Regions from separate parts of the Homo sapiens genome. Here region 2 is linked to region 1. Evidence: read pairs that join two places in POLR2A ChIA-PET (ENCODE). Cell type or tissue: Panc1. All regions are shown on one strand. Each heading gives the region's core, and the rest is flanking DNA. Links, peaks and the distances in the headings are about the cores only. Region 1 holds the start of PALLD-AS1 (PALLD antisense RNA 1). Region 2 overlaps PALLD (palladin, cytoskeletal associated protein).

Region 1 (2,914 bases), core at 123-2,622:
AACATTTTTTTAAAGAATTAAATATTTTCCTTATTTATCCAATTTGCAAACGTAAAGCAAGGCTGCATCATCTCTCCTTTTTCCGCATCCTTCTTTCCGTCCACTAAGGTAGTTCTCTGGGACTGTTGACAGCTTCTGAAGGTGATTTGATGTGAACTCCCCCCTGACTCCTGGTTTGTCTGCTTCTTATAAAGAGATAGTATGCTCCAGAGAGCACCAGAGGCAGTTCTTACCCAGCAATCCCGGAAGCAATTTTCTTCTGCTTTTCTTACTCACCAGAGCCCTCCTGGAGGTTTCAAGCAAAGGAGCTGAGCAGTTTGCAGTAGCTACTAGATAGAGGTTCATAATGGAATAGCAGCTTCAGGTTTTTAATCCATCATTAGAAATAGTTGTTTTGCAACTTGAGAGAGAAAAAGTAGAAATCTATGGCATAATGAAGGGGGAAAAATGGGTCATGTTACTGTAGAGATAGATGCAAATTCTATATTATGTCATAAGTGAAAGCTTTTTCGGTCCATATGGGTATAAATTAATAAGAGAGAATGCTGTCAGCGAAGAAAGTGTAAGTACTTTGTCTGGAGAGTAAGAGACCGGCCAGTTAGTCCTAATAAATCCGAGGGTTTGGGGAGCCTCTTTTGAGATAGGTGATGCATTGCGCATTATTAGAGAATCTCTTGGCATGAGTACTTTTGCACCAAGCATCTGCTTTTAAGGTCTCTTCATGAATGTTCTTCTTATGTGCTGATATCTTTATGCTTACACAAACTTGGTGGAAGGCACTATTGTTGCATCATTAAATTACCTCACTGTATTCTACAACTACCCTACCTAATATGCTCCAATCACTCTTACTGTATTTTGTTTTCTTCATAACATTTCCCTGTCTGAAATTATTTTATTCATGTGGTATCATTTAAGTGCTTATTATCTCTCTCACCCTGCTCCCATCACCACTGGAGTAAAAGCTGTAAGTAGACACCTTGTCATCTTCTCCTGTATATGCAAGTTTCCATTTTGTTTCATAATTAGCTTCTCTCTCCTCCCAGCAAGGTTTTCAAGATCCAACCCAAAGACTGCTTAAGGAGTGGAACTTAGACTTCTTTTACTTCTTCAAGAGTCACTTCATGGATAAAAAGCATCCTGTTCTTGGGACTTTGACTCAGCAGAGCCAAGAACTTTCCTATAAGCTATTGCTTGGTTGTTAAGGAAGCACAACAGAATACCAGCCTGACGTGTCACATTCTGCATGCGCTCATTTATAATACAGTGTGGTATTTTTCACCTCCTATCTGCAGCAAGATGAGATAATCGCTGGCTGGTGTGAGTTTTTTTAGTATCTCTTTGCATCAATAGATCTAGTTTTCAGACTATATACTTAAGTTTATAAAACAATTGCTAACATTTGTTTTCTTTAATCAGATTCAATTTGATTCTTATTAAGACCATGTTTTAGAAAGCCCCCAATGGCCCTCATAATAGTGGGAAGTTTTAGAAACAAAGGCCAATATTATGAACACATTAATATATAACCCAGGTGTCATGGAAGTGCTCTCAAATAGGAAACGTGGAAGACATTAGTTGCCTGCATCCCAAGTCAGAGACTTATTTTCTTAATTTGCTTTCTGTGCCTCCACAATGGTCTTTTTCCTTAGCTTTGGAAAGAAATTATAACAGCCAGCTAACTTTATTGGGTAACATGCATCAAGCCCCATAGCAGAGGTTAGATATGCATTACCTTGTTTGCATAACAACCTTATGAGGAAGGTACTAATAAAATATGGGTATAAAAGACCTCCATAGTTAAGGAATGAGGAAATAATAATGCAAGTCTCTTTTCCTACAACATAATGGTCCTAAAACGTATGTATTTCTTTGCATCTTTTAAAATGCAGCATAAATGGGGTATTCTAATATCATTTTGTTTTTCTTCAGGTTTCTCTTTTGTACATTTTAATAAGTTTAAAATATATAAAGTGGCCAGGCATGGTGGCTCACGCCTGTAATCCCAGCACTTTGGGAGGCTGAGGCGGGCACCTGAGGTCAGGAGTTCGAGACTAGCCTGGCCAACATGGTGAAACCCCATCTCTACTAAAAGTACAAAAATTAACCAGGCATGGTGGTGGATGCTTGTAATCCCAGCTACTCAGGAGGCTGAGGCGGGAGAATTGCTTGAACCCAGGAGGCGGAGGTTGCAGTGAGCTGAGATCACACCACTGCACTCCAGCCTAGGCGACGAGAGTGAGACTCCATCTGAAAGAAAAGAAAAGAAAAAAAAGAAAAAGAAAAGAGAAAGATTTATATTTGCTTGCAGTGAAAATAAATGCAGAATTTTCCACAGTGAAAAGTTAAAGTTTTTCTCTAACTTCTTCCCTCAGCCTCTGTCCCTCCTCTCAAGATAAGTTACAACCCTCCAAAAATATATTGTTCAGTGAAACCACGATGGTATAGAATAGAAGTCTACAGTTAGTCTACGATGTGTTGTTGACAGCTGCGTCTAACATTCTTTTTAAAGATTGCATAGTATTTCATTATGCAGGATACCATAATGGCCGTTTCCTTTTTGATGGACATTTAGGCCAAGTTTTCCTTTGTGAAAAGTGCTGAAATGAACATTCTTGTCTTTCCTGTGTCTTTGTGTCCTTTTGTGAGTAAATTAAGCACAACTTCTTAGAAATGAAACTGCTGGGTCAATTGTATATGTATCCTAAATTTTGTCAAATTCTTTTTTTAACAGCTTACACCAAATTATATTCCCACATTGGTTATAGCAATTTTCAATATTATGAGTTTTGGCTTGTATTTTAAATATCTTCATTTTCCTTTTAGATGTTCACATAGCTCCCAACTGGAAAACTGTACCCATACCCTGCCACCATCTCCACCAAGAACCCTCTTGCCCTATGCATATCATATG
Region 2 (2,914 bases), core at 131-2,630, 140 kb after region 1:
CGTAGGGCTGTCATGAAAATTTAGAAAGTTAATATTTGTAAAATTCCTGGAGTTGTTCCTGACAAAGAATATATAAGTATTTGTCAAACAAATAAATGCTGGAGGTAGAGGTGGGGATTGGTTGATAAGATATGGTAAGATGGAGTCAGGTTGAGGACAAGAATAATTTTCCAAAAACACTTTGATGATGTAGCTGTATAGTGAGGGACCTGTAGTGTCCACTACCTTCAGGACAATAGCCAAACTCCCAACTAGGCTTTCATAATTGTCCCCTGATCCCAAATGAGTGATCAGTAAGTGAGGAATGTAAAAGGTAACTCCTGAGGCCAGGCACTGTGGTTCACGTCTATAATCCTAGCACTCTGAGAGGCCAAGGCAGGAGGATAACTTGAGGCCAGGAGTTCGAGACCAGCCTGGCCAACAATAATGAGACCCCATCTCTACAGAATATTAAAAAAAATTTTGGTCTGAGAGCTAGGAGCAAGAGCTTAGGGAAAGGAGGAATAAGAGGAGGTAGTTGGCTACCAACAGACATCTGAATTCTTAACCAATGAAGAGAAAAAATGTAAAAGTGGTCCCAGCCGCTTGGGAGAATGAGGCAGGAGGATTGCTTGAGCCCAGGAATTCAAGGCTGCAGTAAGCTGTGATTGTGCCACTGCACTTCAGCCTGGGAAACAGAGCAAGACCCTGAAAAAAAAAAGAGAGAGAGAGAGAAAGAAAAGAAAAGAAAAGAGAAAGGTAACTCCAGTTCCAGCACACAGTGCCACTGCAGGAGTGAGGAAGCCACGTGGGAGAATTATTTTGTGGGAAAAGCTGAGGAATGCTTTTGCACATGTTGTATTGGAGGTACTGGTGCCCAAGTGGAGACAGCCTGAAGGCAGAGGGCGGCTTGAGTTGGGGCTAGAGATGGACACTTGGGAACCATGAGCACAGAAGAGACCACAAACATGTTGAGACAAGGGAAGCGGGCGGGAGAAAGAGCAGGGCATTGAGTCTTGAACATTGCTCACACCTTCATTGATTTGGAAGAGACAAACTGCTGCTGTCAACCCAAGTTTGGGGTAGGCGGAAAAGTGGATACAGAGATTCTCTACCTCCTCTTACTTGGGAATGTAAGTCAAATGTGAGTTTCATAGCAGGAAGAGCGTGAAGTTGTTAAGTGCACAGTAGTCCATGAGAACAGATTTTCCCATCTTGAGCAGACTCTGCAGAGCCACAAACAATGCCGCCTTATGAGCTCTGGTCAGTCTGGTCATGGGATACCTGTGGGGATTTCTTTCCTGTCGGAGCAGTGGCTTCCGTGAGACTTGGCAAAGAGGCTGGTCTGAGGAATGCTTCTGGTTGTGGGTACATTCCAGCCCAGGGTGGTGTCCCAGACATTTTCCTTTTAATGAAGCCCCAGCTTTTTTCTCCCTTTTGCTTTTTTTTTTTTTTTTTTTTTTTTTTTTTGTAATGAAAGGGTTGTTACAAGGGAAATACAATGGGGCCCTGGCTGTGTTTCATTAACTTTTAATTTAAGCTGTTAGTATGGAATTAGTTAGCAGACTTGTGAATCAATTAGCTAGCCAGTGGGATTCCATTTTAACAAGGGGAGCACTGTGCGCTCTCGGATGCTAGCTATGTGTGTGAATGCGGAGTTTAAGGAGCTTCGCTGTTTGTTCGACATCCGAAAGTGAATCACAGTCCTTGTTCCTGCCTCCTCTACTGGTTCCAAGTTCACTCGGCTAGAACATGCTGTGCATCACCCAACCCTTATCTTCTCTACAAATACAAATTTGGATTACTGAATAAATCCAGTGGAAATTCATTTTTCATGCTGATGAACTCAAAGACTTTCAGAGTTAAACCAAAACAATGCACTCGGAACTATAGTGAAACATTTGAACATTTACCCTTTGATCCAGAGTTTCCCCATATTCTGGGAAGCAGTAACTCCTGGGCAATTCTGCAGTCTTCTGAAAGTTCTATATAAGCTTAATTGTCCTTCCTCATTTGCAAACCCCACCTTGGGTTTGGGAAGATCTGACAGCTGCTGTCTGGGTTTGGCGTACTTACCCCGTTACTGGTTGAGAGGAGACCCAGTTAACAATTTCAGCCTCAAATTTAAAGTCCAGTCATCTCAAAGGAAGACAGTGACATAACAGGGAGGCCTAGCTGGCTTTAAAATAAAGGGAGAGGGGACAGAGTCAGTTCTAATAAACTGTAGAGATATATATATATATATATATATATATATATAGCATTTTAAGCCCAACTTGAAGAAAGTTGCTGAATTAGCATCAGAAAGCCACAGAAAAATGCATAGAGGGAGAGAGATAGGCTTGTGATTCACATTAATATTTTGGGCAATGGAATACAGTGTGACCAATAAAAATGATTCAAATAGTATGATAGAAGTATACTACTGTCGGCCGGGCGCAGTGGCTCATGCCTGTAATCCCAACACTTTGAGAGGCCGAGGAGGGCGGATCATGTGGTCAAGAGATTGAGACCAGCCTGGCCAACATGGTGAAACCCCGTCTCTACTAAAAATACAAAAATTAGCTGGGCGTGGTGGTGTGTGCCTGTAGTCCCAGGTATTTGGGAGGCTAAGGCAGGAGAATCGCTTGAACCCGGGAGGTAGAAGTTGCAGTGAGCCGAGATCGCACCACTGCACTCCAGCCTGGCAACAGAGTGAGACTCCGTCTCAAAGAAAAAAAAGAAGTATACTATTTTCATAGAAGTATACTTATTGGCATAGAAATATGTTTACCTGTCAGGTATGGTAGCCCATACCTGTAATCCTAGCACTTTGAGAGGCCTAGGCCAGAAGATCGCTTGAGCCCAGGAGTTTGAGACCAGCCTGGACAACACAGGAAAACCCTGTCTCTACAAAATAACTTTTTAAAAAAATTATCCAGGCATGGTGGTTCAC

The links. Peaks named below come from ENCODE experiments on the same cell type or tissue, not always from the same donor. Only the 100,000 strongest peaks of a DNase experiment are listed, where the experiment ranks them.
Region 2: POLR2A ChIA-PET joins it to region 1 with 12 read pairs; 4 of 35 experiments call an interaction of 5 or more read pairs at or near these places.

The regions. Positions count from the first base shown.
Region 1 is chr4:168,647,922-168,650,835 of GRCh38, forward strand. The region is part of intron 2 of PALLD (palladin, cytoskeletal associated protein); the gene reads left to right. PALLD-AS1 (PALLD antisense RNA 1) reads right to left here and starts at 666. Exons shown (of 2, transcript XR_001741449.3): 1 at 571-666; 2 at 1-423. LOC124900808 (a long non-coding RNA gene) reads right to left here. Exons shown (of 3, transcript XR_007058360.1): 3 at 2,231-2,250. In Panc1, for the core only: no CTCF peak of the experiment used is centred there; a DNase peak (open chromatin) is centred at 1,200.
Region 2 is chr4:168,783,639-168,786,552 of GRCh38, forward strand. All of the region lies in intron 10 of PALLD (palladin, cytoskeletal associated protein), which reads left to right. Among named protein-coding and RNA genes, the nearest start is that of PALLD-AS1, 140 kb to the left of the region's middle. In Panc1, for the core only: no CTCF peak of the experiment used is centred there; no DNase peak of the experiment used is centred there.